Linked DNA regions of Homo sapiens: region 2 is linked to region 1. Evidence: read pairs that join two places in POLR2A ChIA-PET (ENCODE). Cell type or tissue: Panc1. All regions are shown on one strand.

Region 1 (8,000 bases):
AGGAATTAATCATATGGTTATTCTTAAAACTTTGTATAGGCTGGGCGCGGTGGTTCACACCTGTAACCCCAGCACTCTGGGAGGCCAAGGCGAGCCGATCACTTGAGGTCAGCAGTTCGAGACCAGCCTGGCCAACATGGCGAAACCCCATCTCTACTAAAAAATGCAAGAATTAGCCGGGCATGGTGGCATGTGCCTGTAATCCCAGCTACTCAGGAGGCTGAGGCTGGAGAATTGCTTGAACCTGGGAGGCAGAGGTTGCAGTGAGCTGAGATCACACCACTGCACTCCAGCCTGGGCAACAGAGCGAGACTCTATCTCAAAAAATAAAAAAAAAATAAAAAGACACCCTACTGTGAATTGTTTTGCAGATATTGTACAGTGTGTAAGTGTATAAGCCAGACGAATAAATGCCATTAAGTAGATCACCTCTAAAGTCATGGGAGAGGAGTAAGGGGAGGGAGGGGAACTTACAGTCTAGCCATCCTAGGCATATTATTTTCTGATATGCCTAGGACATGTGACATTATATGTGTATTCAAAATTACATTATACAGATGCCATACAGTGGTTCTCTGAGATGAAGTAGTCCAGGTGGCAACAACATTCCATGTTATAGACCAAAATGATCTTTTTCATGCTTAAAGACCCAAACTTCTGGGATCTTACTTGAGTAAGTAAGTATTCAAGTTATTCTGGTGGCTCAAATATCCTTTTAGAGGAATTATTTGGTCTTCCCTATAGGGCACTTTGTGACCCACCTCTTTTCAGAAACAGGATGGCTTACCTGTGCAACAAGCTCGTGGGTCAGTCCCACAATTTCTGAAACACAGGATTAACTCTGGAACTTCCAAGAGTTGTCAGAAAATGCAACCAAACATTTATTGTGACCCAGCACTTGCTGAAAGGTTTTCTAATGCCAATTCCAACTTTGCCTACCGTTATCTAACTTTTGTCATTGCATCAAGTTGACTTATCAGAAGGCAGTACTTCAGCATCATCTCAACCCCAGTCATGCTTTCACTCCGTTACATAGAAGCGTGATGATTTGGCTTTCATGGATGGTTGAAACAAAAAATATCTAAGTATTTCTAGGCTTCTTTCATAACTCTTCCCTCTCTGCCTAGTTACTCTTTCTCATGGTTCCAGATGACATCTCTCTCATCATGACTCCATGTCCTCGCCTCTTCTCAGTTCACTGTATGTACGCAGGTCCATATGTGTTCAGTTGCCTAGTGACCTCTTTCTTTGGAAGCCTCACACGTATCTGAAATATAACATGCCCAAAACAGTCCCCTTGACCCTATCACCATCAAAACCTGAACCCTAATTTTCCCACTTTTCCCCGTCTTTCACAATTCCTCCAGTTCTGCCTTTCAGAATTTAGAAGTTATCCTTGATACCTTTCTCAACCTCACTTCCCGGCTCCCATCCAAATCTCCCAGTCCTGTCATACCTAACTCTAATATACACCTGGCACACACACACTTCTTTCTCTATCCCCTGCCACCCTTGGGTCCCAGCCTACGTCATCTATCCACTAGACGCTTCACTGGCTTCCTGCCCTGTCTTCCCACTGCTACTCTTGTCTGCCTGCAACTCATTCTATACCCACAACGTGGTGAGATCATGTCTCTCCCCTGCATAAAGCTCTCCAATTTCCACTGCAGTTGGAATAAAGCCATAAATTTCCTACCCATAAACTACAAGGAGATGTGATTTGGCCCCTGCTATCCACCCCACTGCTTACTGGGCTCCAGCCACATGTGTAATCTCTTTCTTACCTTAGGACCTGTGCGCAGACTCTGCCCTCTCCCTAGAATTGTTCACCTCCCTCCCTTTTGTAAGTATGGCCAACTTGGTGTCTCCCAAAATTCATACTTTAAGTTCTAACCCCTAGTACCTCAGAACGTGTCCTTATTTGGAGATAGAGTCTTTACAGAGATAGTCAAGTTAAAGTGAGGTCATTAAGGTAGACGCTAATCTAATATGACTGATGTCTTTATGAAAACGGAAATTTGGACACAGACATTTATAGAAGAAGGAAGAAACACCAGAAAAGGTGATCCATAAGCCAAGGAGAGGGGCCTCGAACAGATCCCTCCCTCACAGCCCTTAGAAGGAACCAATCCTGCTGACAACTTGATTTTGGACTTCTGACTTCCAGAACAGTGAGACAGGGATTCCTGTTGCGTAAGCCAGCCAGCCTGTGCCCTTTGTTACAGCAGCCCTGGAAGCTAATGCATCATCATTGAGCCTTCCACTGAGATGCCAGCTCCTCACAGAGGACTTCCTGCTTTTCCTCAAGTAACTCCCCTGTTATCCTCTATGTCGGCCCCTTGTGTGGCAGAGCCTGCTCACCAGATGTCCCATCAACTGCCCCCTACATCTACTAGCACCGTTGCTGATAAAGAGCCTTGTAACTAATTCTACCCGGTGAGATGAAAAAGCAAATAACGTGCATCACTTTCAGCCTGAGATAGGAAAGTCCAAGATTGCACCAATCTTTCTCTTCTTTTGTGGCAAATGAAGAGGGCTCGTGCACTACCAGGTAGTATAGCCTCCTTTGAGATTGCGACAAAGAACAAGGGTACCCTCTGTCAACTATTTTGTTTCACCATCATATTAGAGGTACTAACATTGCAGTTAGGCAAGAAATATATAAAAGGCATTAAGGATTGGAGGGAAAGACAGAAATGGACATTTTGGTGGCAGATATAATGGTTACATATGTAGAAAATCCAAGAGTATCAATAGATAAATTACTAGGATTAAGAGGTTTAGTGAGGTTGCTTAATAAAATTATTTTTTATTTTTTAATGTAATAAAAGTAAATATCAGCTGAGGCTGGGCACAGTGGCTCACATCTGTAATCCCAGCACTTTGGAAGGTCAAGGTGGGCAGATCACTTGAGGTCAGGAGTTTGAGACCAGCCTGGCCAACATGGTGAAACCCTGTCTCTACTAAAAATACAAAAATTAGCCAGGTGTGGTGGCAGTCACCTGTAATCCCAGCTACTTGGGAGGCTGAGGCAGGAGAGCTGCTTGAACCCAGGAGGTGGAGGTTGCAGTGAGCCGAGATCATGCCACTGCCCTTCAGCCTGGGCAACAGAGCAAGACTCTGTGTCAATAAATAAATAAATAAATACCAACTGAATTTCTATATATTAGTATCATTGTTTTGGAAAGTTAACAAATCAATGAAAAGAAGACAAACAATGCAGTGGAAACATGGGCGTGAGACTTGAGTAGGCAACTCATAAAAGAAGAAATACAAATGGCTAAATGTGCATACAAAAAAGTAACAAAAAGCATAATTAAAACCAAATTTAACCCTCAAGACTGGTTAAAATTTTAAAGATTGACGATTTTAAGTGTGGGCAAGTATTTGGAAAACAACGTTTATATACTACTGATGGTCATATACACTGCAACAACTATTTGGAAAGCTGGTAGGCATTATCTACAAAAGTTCAATATATGCTCACTCTGTGGCCCAACACTTCCTTATGCAGCTGAAATATGTGTATGCCTAAACGGGGAGACATAGGCAAGAATGTTTATAGCAGCATGATCCTCAATAGGCAGCAACTAAAATAACCCAGATGTCCATCAACAGGTGAATGGGCAAATTGCGGTATATTCCTCAAATGTAATCTAGTGATGCAATGGAGTAAGACAGAGCAAAAGGAATACAGCTACATGCAACAATTTGGATGAATCTCACTGATAGAAAGTTGAGCAAAAGGAGCTGAAAAGAATATATAAAATATGACTCCAGTCATATAAAGTTTCAAAATAGGCAAAACTAAACTGTAGTGTTTTAGGGGTATTATTCAGGCAATAAAACTATAAAGAAAAGCAAGGGGGTGATGACCATAAAAAAATCAAAACAGTGGTCACCTTTGCAGGAGAGGAGAGCTTTATGACTGGGAACGGGACACACCAAGGACTTCTGTGGGGCTGTCACGTTTCTACTTCTGGGCCAGGGTGGTCGTGAGGTGTTTTGTTTCGTTTTGTTTCGTTTTGTTTTGAGACGGAGTCTCGCACTGTCGCCCGGGCTGGAGTGCAGTGGCGTGATTTAGGCTCACCGCAACCTCCGCCCCCCAGGTTCAAGCAGTTCTCCTGCCTCAGCCTCCCAAGTAGCTCGGATTACAGGCGCCTGCCACCACGCCCAGCTAATTTTTTGTATTTTTAGTAGAGACGGGGTTTCACTATGTTGGCCAGGCTGGTCTCGAACATCTGACCTCGTGATCCACCCACCTTGGACTCCGAAGTGCTAGGATTACAGGCGTGAGCCACCGCGCCTGGCCGGTTGTGAGGTTTAATTTACAATAATTCAGTAACCTGTGCATTCGTGTTTACACATTTTTCTAAATAAGTATTACATTTTACAATATAAAAAGTTTTTTAAAAGCTCTAACACAGGGCTTTTTATTAAAATTCTAGAAATTACTTCTGGAATTTAGTTGCCAAAAAGTTTTTTTCTCCACAAAATAATTAGCGTTCTTGCTCTACAAAACAAGGAGAACCATATAATCTAACATGCTTTACTTTTTTTTATTAGCTGGCAAGAATTACAAGCTAAATTTAGTGCTCCAATGGAAAAGCCAACTCATCTCAGACTTCTGGGTTACACAGTTCTGTGCTCCCTTTAATTGGCTTTGTGTGTGTGTGTGTGTTTTGTAAACTCTCCTGCCCTAGGTATTTTAACATTTTAAATGTTCTCCTTTGAGAAGTGGGTTTGCATTTTTTCAAGTTACTTTGAAAAAAGCTGCTTCAAAATAGCATGACACAGTGGTTAAGAGCAAGGGCTCTGGTGCTGCCTACTAGCTGTGTGAGGCTGGGCAAGTCACTTCTCTGCTTCTTCTCATTCATCTGTAAATTGAAGGCAGTAATGAGATCTACCTCATGGTTGCTGTATGGGTTTAGTGAGTATATTTAAAGTGCATAGGCAGGGCACGGTGGCTCACGCCTGTAATCCCAGCACTTTGGGAGGTTGAGGCGGGTGGATCACTAGGTCAGGAGTTCGAGACCAGCCTGACCAACATGGTGAAACCCCGTCTCTACTAAAAACACAAAAATTAGCCGGGTGTGGTGGCGCACACCTGTAATCCCAGCTACTCAGGAGGCTGAGGCAGGAGAACTGCGTGAACCTGGCAGGCGGAGGTTGCAGTGAGCCGAGATTGTGCCACTGCACTCCAGCCTGGCGACAGAGCTAGACTCCGTCTCAAAAAACAAAAGATAAAAAAATAAAAAAATAAAAAATAAAGTGCATAGAAGAGTGCCTGGCACATTATGTAAGTGTCAGCTATTATTGTTCTCCTAAAGATGTGATGCCAAAATTATTCACAAAGGACTACAAAGATCTGAGTAATTTAAAAGCAAAAACCTCTGAGGCTAAAATATATCCTCTTGGACAGATCTGAAAAAGCATCAGTAATCATCTACATGTCCTTACATAAAAGAAATGGGAATTGTTTCATTCACATGTCACAAAATGAATGTTATTCAATAGGGAACACTTTAAGTTAACAATAAAAACAAAGAAAAATCCCTACCTTCATGTCTGCTCTTTGTAGAACTGGGTGCAATTGAAGAATGTGGAATTTCTATTTTCTGACTGACTTTCTGTGGAACTGCATCCTAAACAATCACTGATGGCTCTCACCTGTGATCCCAGCACTTTCAGAGGCCAAGGTGGATCACCTGAGCCCAGGAGTTCGAGACCAGCTTGGGCAACGTGGCGAGACCCCCATCTCTATTTAAAAAAAAAAAAAAAAGAAACTATTTTAAAAATATGATGAACACAAAAGATCTTGGAGTTAAATACAGTGGATTAAAACATGATTTTCTTGATACTCCCTCCTAAGGCCCTAGCATGGCAGCAGAGAGACAAAGAACAAAGGGGAGAAAGTGACGGATGCATGAAGGGGAAATGACTTAGCCGACTAGAGGCAGCTGACCTGAGGGTCTGCAGTGCAGCCCTGCGGCCCAGCACTCGGAGGCACTGTGTTCTTTGGAAGGTGGGGTTGAAGGACAAAGTTGAAAAAAGGGACTGGTGGAAAATTTGAAGCAGGAGCAGTTAGACCCTTCCCCTCTTCCATGCCCTCCCTTCCCACTGCAAGACACTAGAGTTCATTTTCTGGACAAAATGAGCCAGAGGAGATCTGGACTCAACCAACAGGAACAAGAGGAGGTTGAAGGTAACATGGAACACTGGAGGACTCCGTTATTAATAAAGTCTGCTGCCAGAGCCGTGAGACTCCTGGCTGCCCTCTCCTGCCTGGTTCTGGGAGGGCACTCAGCCAAACACATACACCCGGTGGGTCTGGAAGACCCTCCCTGGAAACGCTAAATGGCCCCAGAAGAGACCTCCACATGTTGTTTGTGTTGGGGGTGAGGGGAAGGTTTGTGACATGACACAGCTGGCATCCCACCCAATCTCTCTGAAGATGTCGATCCCCAAAGCCACCAGTCAGTCAGCGTCCCCACCCCAGAGCTCCAGCATCTCACTGTAGAACAGAAGCAGACCACTTAAGAGTCACAGTGGCATTTTCAGAAAGTGTCCATACCATGGACACAAACAGACTGAAGAAAGCAATTCTGAGAAAACACAGACATTCAGAAACTAGGGGGAAAAAAAGTTTAATTAAAATTATTTTTAATCAGAAAAAAATGAGGTGAGATACTGTATCTATGAAACAAGAATGTGTTGCGATAAAAAGGAATATTCTGAGAACAAGGAACCACACTTAGAAACTAAAACTATGAGAGCTAAAATTACAAATTAAACACAAAGTTTAAAAGTACAGCCAGAAACTCCTAAAGCTGAATAAGCAACCAAAGACCTGAACAACAGAAAAGACAACCAGAGGATGAGTTCCCAAACCCACATTCGATTACTGCCCCCAGGGAAAGGAAAATAGAGGGGAGAAAATAATCAAAGAAATGATTTCAGAAACTCACAGTTCTGCTTGCAGCAATTCGAGTTGGGCTTCCTTTCATGGGCAGCAGAAGATTCCCTGATGGTCGTGAGGAGCGTTCCAGTAAGATGAGGACTCAGGAGTGCTCCCACAGTGGGCAACTTGGAGGTCACTGGGTACCCTGGTGAGAGCAATGTTGGCAGAGTAGAGGGGCTGAATCCAGGGGGAAGTCTGAGGAGCGAATGGAAAGGAAGAGGAGACAATGTGTGAGCACACACAAGTTTTACAGCGAGAAAGAAAATCAACTGACAGCTATGAAAAGGATTATTTATTATTATTATTATTTTTTTTTTTGAGAGGGAGTCTCGCTCTGTCGCCCAGGCTGGAGTGCAGTGGCGCGATCTCGGCTCACTGCAAGCTCCGCCTCCCGGGTTCACGCCATTCTCCTTCCTCGGCCTCACGAGTAGCTGGGACTACAGGCGCCCGCCACCACGCCCGGCTAATTTTTTGTATTTTTAGTAGAGACAGGGTTTCACCGTGTTAGCCACGATGGTCTCCATCTCTTGACCTCGTGATCCACCCGCATCAGCCTTCCAAAGTGCTGGGATTACAGGCGTGAGCCACCGCGCCCAGCCATAGGATTTTTTTTTTTTTTTTAATTTATTATTGAGATGGAGTTTCGCTCTTGTTGCCCAGGCTGGAGTGCAGTGGTGTAATCTTCGCTCACCACAACCTCCGCCTCCCAGGTTCAAGTGATTTGAGGAGGAATTTTTTTTTTTTTTATACTTTAAGTTCTACAGTACATGTACACAACATGCAGGTTTGTTACGCAGGTATACATGTGCCATGTTGGTTTGCTGCACTCATTAATTCATCACTTACATTAGGTATTTCTCCTAATGCTCTCGCTCCCCTACCCCCCAACCCACGACAGGCCCCCATGTGTGATGCTCCCCTTCCTGTGTCCAAGTCCTCTTATTGTTCACTTCCCACCTATGAGTGAGAACATGCGGTGTTTGGTTTTCTGTCCTTGTGACAGTTTGCTCAGAATGATGGTTTCCAGCTTCATCCATGT
Region 2 (8,000 bases), 88 kb before region 1:
GCAATGAGCTGAGATCATGCCAGTGCACTCGAGCCTGGGCGACAGAGCGAGACTCCGTCTCAAAAAAAAAAAAGAAAAGAAAAAGAAAAAGAGAAAAAGCGACTATCTCCGGTTTTTTAATTCAAATGGGTCAAAAATAAGCTCTCAAAAAATATAATTTTCTAGAACTCTTTAAAAAGGGGATTACATTTTTTAAAAAATGTGTTCCTAATTAAGGTTCTCTTGACCATAATGATTTATTTTCTTTAACAGAAAATTATACTTTTTTTCTTTCTTTTTTTTTTTGAGATGGAGTCTCGCTCTGTCGCCCAGGCTGAAGTGTAGTGGCGCGATCTTGGCTCACTGCAACCTCTGCCTCCCGGGTTCCAGTGATTCTCCTCCCTCAGCCTCCTGAGTAGCTGGGATTATAGGCGTGTGCCACCTTGTCCGGCTAATTTTTGTATTTTTAGTAGAGATGGGGTTTTACCATGTTGGCCAAGCTGGTCTCGAACTCCTGACCTGGTGATCCGCCTGCCTCAGCTTCCCAAAGTGCTAGAATTACAGGCGTGAGCCACCGCACCCAGCCTCCCCCCGCCCCCTCCAAACAGAGTTTTGCACTATTGCCCAGGCTGGACTGTACTGGTGCAATCTCAGCTCACTGCAACCTCCACCTCCCGGGTTCAAGCAGTTCTCCTTGCTCAGCCTCCCAAGTAGCTGTGATTACAGTCGCCGCTACCATGCCTGGCTAATTTTTGTATTTTTGTAGTGACAGGGTTTCCCAGTGTTGGCCAGGCTGGTCTTGAACTCCTGACCTCAGGTGATCTAACTGCCTCGGCCTCCCAAAGTGCTAGGATTACAGGCGTGAACCACTGCACCCGGCAACTTCAATATTTGAAAAATAGCCATCAAGGACAACAAATAGTTTCAGTAATAATGCCTATCTTGACTTCTGCTGGAAGATTGTGTCTTTAGATTATATTGGGGGAGGGAGGGAAGTGTGGTGTGATTGATTGGTGATGTCTGCCATGGGCATGATAATGAAAGTGTATAGGATGCTAGCCATGTATTTGTCTTAAGCTAATTAAATTTAACTTTGCTTTCTTAATAGTTTGCAGTAACATTTTTTAAGGTAACATTTTTATAGAAGTTGTGCCATGTTTGTGTTATTCTATTGACTTAGTTTGTGGAATTGGCTATAGCTTTTCAAGCTAGGTTTATCTGATAAATCAAATGCATTCTTGAGGATATGTTACTTTTGAGGATATGTTAGAATGCTTAGTCCTTTGGTCACTTACAATACTTAGTCCTTTTCCTTCTTTAATTTCTATGAATCTATTTTTTGGTCTTTTTTCCTACAGTATTCCTTTCCCTGTCCATTTAAAGGTTTCAACTTAAAATCACCTGTTTTTGTTCAAAATGGTTAGTAAGTTGTTGAACTTTTTTTTGTTTGTTTTTAATAGAACAGACTGTACAACTAGATTGTAAGCTTTTCAAGGTCCTTGGCTTTGACAATACCTTGGAACTCTCTTCTTTGCCACCCCTAGTTCAGGACCACACATCTTGTGAGCACTCTTAATTAGTGGATAAAGGAAACTAGAGAAGTTTTTAAAATTAATTTATTCTTACTATTGCAAGAATTTAAAGGACTTAGAAGATGTGTCCTTTTAATGTGAAGTTGTAAGTAAAATTTTTATAAATTGATAAGTGTAAATTCCTCAAAGGACAGTGTTTTTAAAACGAGAAATTTTCTTTTAGTACTTCAAAGGAAAATTTCTTAAAACATAAATAAATTCCTCAGTAAGAGGTTTTTACTTGGGGATGGTGAATTCCCTGTAAGAGGGGCTATGGATGGATTTTAATGGGGCGTCCTGCCGAGTTTTATATCTGTGGGCATGTGTGCATTTTAGAGAGAAAGGCAATAATGTGAGTCACAGGAATGTTTTGGTTTCACAGTGCGTTTAAAAGTTATGTTTATGCTATAATGTACATTATACTTCTTAGGGGCTAAATCCAAGTGAAAGGTGAAATTTGTTACTGGTATGTTTGAATTTGGACTTTTACAAGAGTTTACTATTGGAAGCAGTATTTATACAGTAGACACTGAATCAGTCCTTAAATGAATGCAGGTGCCACCAAGACCTCTTTGAACAGTTTTCAGCAGTAGCCTTGGTTGTTGGTCAGAGCTGAGGTTTGTATTAGTGTATGTGCGTTGGTGGCCCATACTGCAGCTTAGGTTTGACCTGGATTTTATAAATAATGGTTTCTGTATAAGGACAGCTATTCTCAAGATGATTAACTGTGGTGCTTTAGATAGTAAACCTTAATTATGATGGTAGGCTTGATTAAGATCTAATCATCAGTGTTCATTTTGGAATTTATTATGTTTATAAAGATGTGCTCAATTCTAACTTCTCTTCTGTTGAAACCACGGTTTGGAAGTAGCATGTGTTTTCAAAATTATCCGTGTAAGCCACATAATAAATAGCCTGTTGAGTGAGTGGAGTCAGAAACACCTAGGTTGAAAATAGGACTAACCACTTCTGATGACCTGCTTAGTTATTTAACCTCTTTTAAAAAGGAAGGTGGGGGAAATAAAGGATGTCTTAAGATTTGAGTAAGACAGTATGAGAAAGGGCCTAACAAAGTGCCTGGCACTTACTAAAGAGGCTTCCAGGAAGTGTTATTTTCCCTTTTTTCATGTAACAAGGATTATCTGGTTTTCCATTCAGCCCTTTTTGTGGGGACTGTAACTAATATTTATTATTCACTATCTGCTGAGATCAGTGGGTGTTTTATACCTATTTTACTGAGGCAGAAAATGAGACTTAAAGAGGTCCTGTGGACTTCACCAAGGCTAAACAGCTGAGTAACCAAGCTCCGATGAAAGCCTAGATTTGTCTTAATCCAAACGTGTGCCTTTTCTGCCATGCCTGTGGCCTGTTGGGGTTCTTAATCCAAGGGACTGTATTCCTTCCTTAAAGAGAAAGGATGTCAATCTCTACTCTTGAGAATTGGGGAGTGGTATTATTTTAAAATGCAGTCAGTTCAATAATGACTTTTTTTTTTTTTTTTTAAAGACAGTGTCTCACTCTGTTGCCCAGGCTGGAGTACAATGGCAGTATCTCAGCTCACTGCAACCTCTGCCTTCCAAGTTCACGCAATTCTTTTGCTTCAGCCTCCCAAGTAGCTGGGATTACACGTGCATGCAAACACTCAATAACTGCTTTTGATTTAGGATAACTCATTTCGAATTAATTATGACAAGCATGAGGTAGGGCAGTCTGAATGTGATGTTTTAGAGAAAGGTGTTGCCTAGTGGTGCAAGGATAGGTTTATGTTAGAGAAGAGTGCCCAATTGTGGGGAAGTTTTTTGTTTGTTTTGTTTTTGTATCTTAATGGCTAAGCTGGAAAACAGCTCCTGACTTCTGAGGTTATTTAACTGAAGGGGCAAGGGGCAAGGAGCTCTAGGAGGAAGTTTTGTTTAACAGGTGTCCTCCCAAGGATACCTTTGGGTCCTTAGAAAATAACTTTTCTAATTTTCTTGAAAACCTAAGATTAGTTTTAAAACTCAAGCCCTGCTGAAACCCCAACTATATACATTAGAGAAATGACAGTACTTTAGGAGTCTTGGGACGCCACCTGTCTTTCACTGGGCCAGCAAGCCATGACCCATGATTACATATAAATAAATGGTGGAAGCAGGCTGCTATTTATAGGGAAGGATATAATATGATTCCAATGAAGAGAGCTGCTCTGTCTGGCAGTTCTTGACTGCATTGACTGGAAGTATTGAAAAATAGGATATTACATGTTGAGGACATATGGGAGCTGTAGACTTTCAAGACAGAAGATATGTCAACATTGTAGCTTGATGCCTTGTCTAACCATGTTATACTCCCATGAAAATATTGCAAACTGCTCTTTTACTGTAAAATACAGTTAAAGAATAATGAAACTAAGTGAATTTGTGGGATTCTTAAAGTATTGATGAAAGACTTGAAAGTTGGAAACATTTACAATATTTTGATGCTAATCATTTTCTTCAATCCTGTACCCAAATGTACTTTTAGACAGTTTTTTGCATCACTGAAAAAGATGTAAGTATAGAAAAATGGATATATGCTTCTAGTTTAGGGCTTCTATAAAACAAAAACATGGAGACTGGTAGCAGGATGTCACCCTTCTTGGTAATTAATTTGTGTAATGGTTTCTCTGCTTGCCACTTAACATCACAAGATGCCCAGTCCACCAGAGATTTCTTTCTTTTTTCTTTTTTTCCTTTTTTTTTTTTTTGAGACAGGCTTGCTCTGTCACCCAGGCTGGAGTGCAGTGGTGTGATCTCGGCTCACTGCAGCCTCCACTGCCCGGCTTCTAGCGATTCTCCTGCCTCAGCCTCCTGAGTAACTGGGATTACAAGCATGTGCCACCACACCCAGCTAACTTTTGTATTTTTAGTAGAGATGGGGTTTCACCATGTTGGCCAGGCTGGTCTCGAACTCCTGACCTCAGGTGATCCACCTGCTTCGGCCTCCCACAGTGCTGGGATTACAAGCATGAGCCACCACGCCTGGCCCAGATACTTCATAGACATGAAGTCTGGGGATGTTTCCTCCTTGCTAAAATGAGGTTAACTTAGACAACACTTCAGTGATATTATTATAAGGGAGTGTGTATGTGTGTCTGAGAGAGATGGGGAGAGAAGGGAGAAGATGGGTGGGAAAATTGGTTTGTCAAACATAGCAGCTGCTGTATTTGAATTAGCCATCTTATCTTTGCAAATTCTCACATGTAATTTTAATCGATCTGTTAACCTTCTCCATTGCTGCTTCATTTGACGTTTCATTAACTGTAAAATATTTTTGACAGTAGGTCTTGAAAGCACAAGATGAGCCCTCTGTTGCTCCATTGATGGTTAAATGTATGTGTGCCTATTTTTTTTTTTTTTGGTAACGAGAAGTTTCCTGTGGCTCTTTTCACTCTCTAAAAGGCCAGGACCTGCTTCCTCTGAATCTGCCTGATTCACTCAGTTGTTGGTAGGAGAAATTAAGTTCCAAGTGTAAGAGACATAGGCACTGAAAACTAAATAATAGTTCTTGTAACTATTTGTTTTTTTTTTTTTTGGTAGAGATAGTGAAGTTCATTTGGTTTTTCAGGCTTCTTTTAGGGGACTTGATAATACCAAGTAGCCTTAACACAGCATATCTAAGTTATTAAACTGCATAGGGGCAGAGAAGAATTTATCCAGCAAAAGGCCAGAAAATTTGGAGTTGTTTTCCTAAATGTGGGGGATTGTCCTTTATGTTTGTCCTTGAATTTTAAATTAAATATAATTACAATTCTATATAGTAGACTCTTTTTCAGACTGTAGCAAAGGTTCTATAAAATGGGCTGTGAAATAATGGGGCTGATGGGTTAGACATTTCACAGAGGAGGATTTTTAAGGATAAATGTATGAAGTTACTTTAATGATTCGGAATTTTATTTGTAACTTTCAGGTTTGAGGGTAGTGGCTAGGGTCTTAGTTTATTCAACAAATAGTAGTATAGGCACTGGGAAAATGCAGTGATGAACACTGTTTCTTTGGGAAGAAATTTTAAATAAAATTGGTCATGAAGTCATCCTGGTGCTTGGAGGTAGTTGAAGCAGGGTGCTTTTTCAGAAGCATCCCACTACACTGTCTTGAGTGCTTCATGGAAAAAAAAAAATTAAATGGATATGGCTCGGGAAAAATCTGTATTTTTGTCCTGATTGTAATATGAGTTGTTTGACCTTAGGCTGTTGACTAGCCTTTTTGGGCCTTAGTTTTTAGTTTATAAAGTGAGGTAAGTATGGCCTCTTTTTAAAGGACCCACAGCAGTTGATAGGCACAGTGTGGCAAGGGTTGGGACCTGAGCAACTTGGTTTTTTTCTTTTTTTGAGATGAGGCCTCACTCTGTCGCCCAGACTGGAGTGCAGTGGCATGACTTTGGCTCACTGCAACCTCCGCCTCCCAGGTTCAAATGATTATTCTGCCTCAGTCTCCTGGGTAGCTGGGATTACAGGCATCTGCCACCATACCCAGCTAATTTTTGTATTTTTAATAGAGACGGGTTTTCACTGTGTTGGCCAGGCTGGTCTTGAACTCCTAAACTCAGGTATCCATCTGCCTCAGCCTCCCAAAGTTCTGGGATTACAGGTGTGAGCCACTGCACCCAGCCTGTATTCAGGTTTCCATCTCCTTGCAGTAAGATGACTGTTGAAATCGCAGCACTTTTAATATTGCTAGTGTTTTTAGGCTTTGAGAAAGCCTAAATTCACTTTGAAGTACAAAGGGCATTTGAATATGGCAGTAGTGTTTCATTTTGTGTGTGTTTATCCTTACATCCTTAAATCATTCATTACTTATACTTCAAATTTTCTGTTCTTTTTTCACTTCTCCCTGTGGTTTTTAGTATTAAAACTGCTTTTCCGATCAGTTTTTGATAACTGAAAGTTATACTTGCAAAGTGAATGCTTACTTATTAAAATTATTTCTCTAGGCCTATCTTTCTCCTTGCCGTCCTATCTAGATGAGTTTCTATCCACACCTATGGGGCCATAACTGGAGTGTGTATAAGGATGTATATAACAAGTTTTCAATAACTGCAATAGTTAGTTAACCTTTATTGAATGCTTACTGTAGGCCAAGCACTTTACAAAGATCTTTGTGTACATTATCTCAGTTCACACGTAGATTAGACAGTAAGAGGTAGGATGCAAGTGAGTTTGAGACCTGACTTCTCCTTGTTAATATCTGTGATTTTGGGCAAGTTACCTGATGCAGTGCCTTAGCTTCTTCATCTGTAGAGAGATTAATACTGCTGCCTCATAGAGTGATTTAAAAATAGGTATGTTGGCCGGGCACAGTATCTCACGCCTGTAATCCCAGCACTTTGGGAGGCCGAGGCAGGCGGATCATGAGGTCAAGAGTTTGAGACTAGCCTGGCCAACATGGTAAAACCCTGTCTCTACTAAAAATGCGAAAATTAGCTGGGTGTGGTGTTGGACACCTGTAATCCCAGCTAACTTGGGAGGCTGAGGCAGGAGAATCACTTGAACCTGGGAGGTAGAGGTTGCAGTGAGCCAAGATTGCGGCACTGCACTCTAGCCTGGGCGACAGAGCAAGACACCATCTCAAAAAAAAAAAAGTATGCTATAAAGCACTCAGAACAGTGCCTGGCATCTAGTAAACACTTGATAAATCTAAACTTTGATTAATATTTGTATCTACCTAAGAGATAAGGATTTTGCAGCAGAGGTAGAGAATTGGTAAATTTGCCTACATAACGTATCTATTGTATGAAAGAACCGGATTCAAATCCAAGCCTGCCTTGTTAACCACTGGACTGTCTGCATCCCTGTAGAAAGAGAGTGAGGATAAGTGATAAATTTAAATGTTGTCCAATTGAAATATATGTTCAGTGTCTCAACAGTGGACAAAAGCAATAGTGCTTAGCTGATGATATTTTTGGAAAATCTTAATTATATACATATACTGTAATTACCTTTTTTTGTTTGGGATTAGAGAATGATGCAATCCAAAGGAGGCTACTTTATTTTTCCTTTTTATTTTTTGAGATGGAGTCTCACTCTGTCACCCAGGCTGGAGTGTGGTGGCGTGATCTCGGTTCACTGCAACCTCCACCTCTCGGGTTCAAGTGATTCTCCCACTTCAACCTTGTAGTCTCAAGTAGTTGGGACTACAGGCAGGTGCCACCACACCTGGCTAATTTTTTGTATTTTTTAGTTGTTGTTGAAACAGGGTTTCACCATGTTGCCCATGCGGGTCTCAGTCTCCTGAGCTCAAGCCATCTGCCTGCCTCAGTCTCCTAAAGTATTGGGATTATAAACGTGAGCCACCTTGCCCGGCCCCTGCTATCACTTCTATTTCCTTTTTATTTTGTTTATTTATTTATTTATTTTTTGAGGCGGAGTCTTGCTCTGTTGCCCAGGATGGAGTATAGTGGCACAATCTCTGCTCACTGCAACTTCCACCTCCCAGG

What was found. ChIA-PET counts read pairs that join two places held together with the same protein. Peaks named below come from ENCODE experiments on the same cell type or tissue, not always from the same donor. Only the 100,000 strongest peaks of a DNase experiment are listed, where the experiment ranks them.
Region 2: POLR2A ChIA-PET joins it to region 1 with 9 read pairs; 2 of 35 experiments call an interaction of 5 or more read pairs at or near these places.

What each region holds. Positions count from the first base shown.
Region 1 is chr5:79,328,064-79,336,063 of GRCh38, forward strand. It overlaps LOC102724530 (a long non-coding RNA gene), which reads right to left. Exons shown (of 3, transcript XR_001742756.1): 2 at 6,969-7,156. Among named protein-coding and RNA genes, the nearest start is that of JMY, 96 kb to the left of the region's middle. In Panc1, a CTCF peak has its summit at 6,283 (motif pointing left); no DNase peak of the experiment used is centred here.
Region 2 is chr5:79,239,749-79,247,748 of GRCh38, forward strand. The region is part of intron 1 of JMY (junction mediating and regulatory protein, p53 cofactor); the gene reads left to right. Among named protein-coding and RNA genes, the nearest start is that of JMY, 7.6 kb to the left of the region's middle. In Panc1, no CTCF peak of the experiment used is centred here; no DNase peak of the experiment used is centred here; H3K27ac peaks cover 454 bases.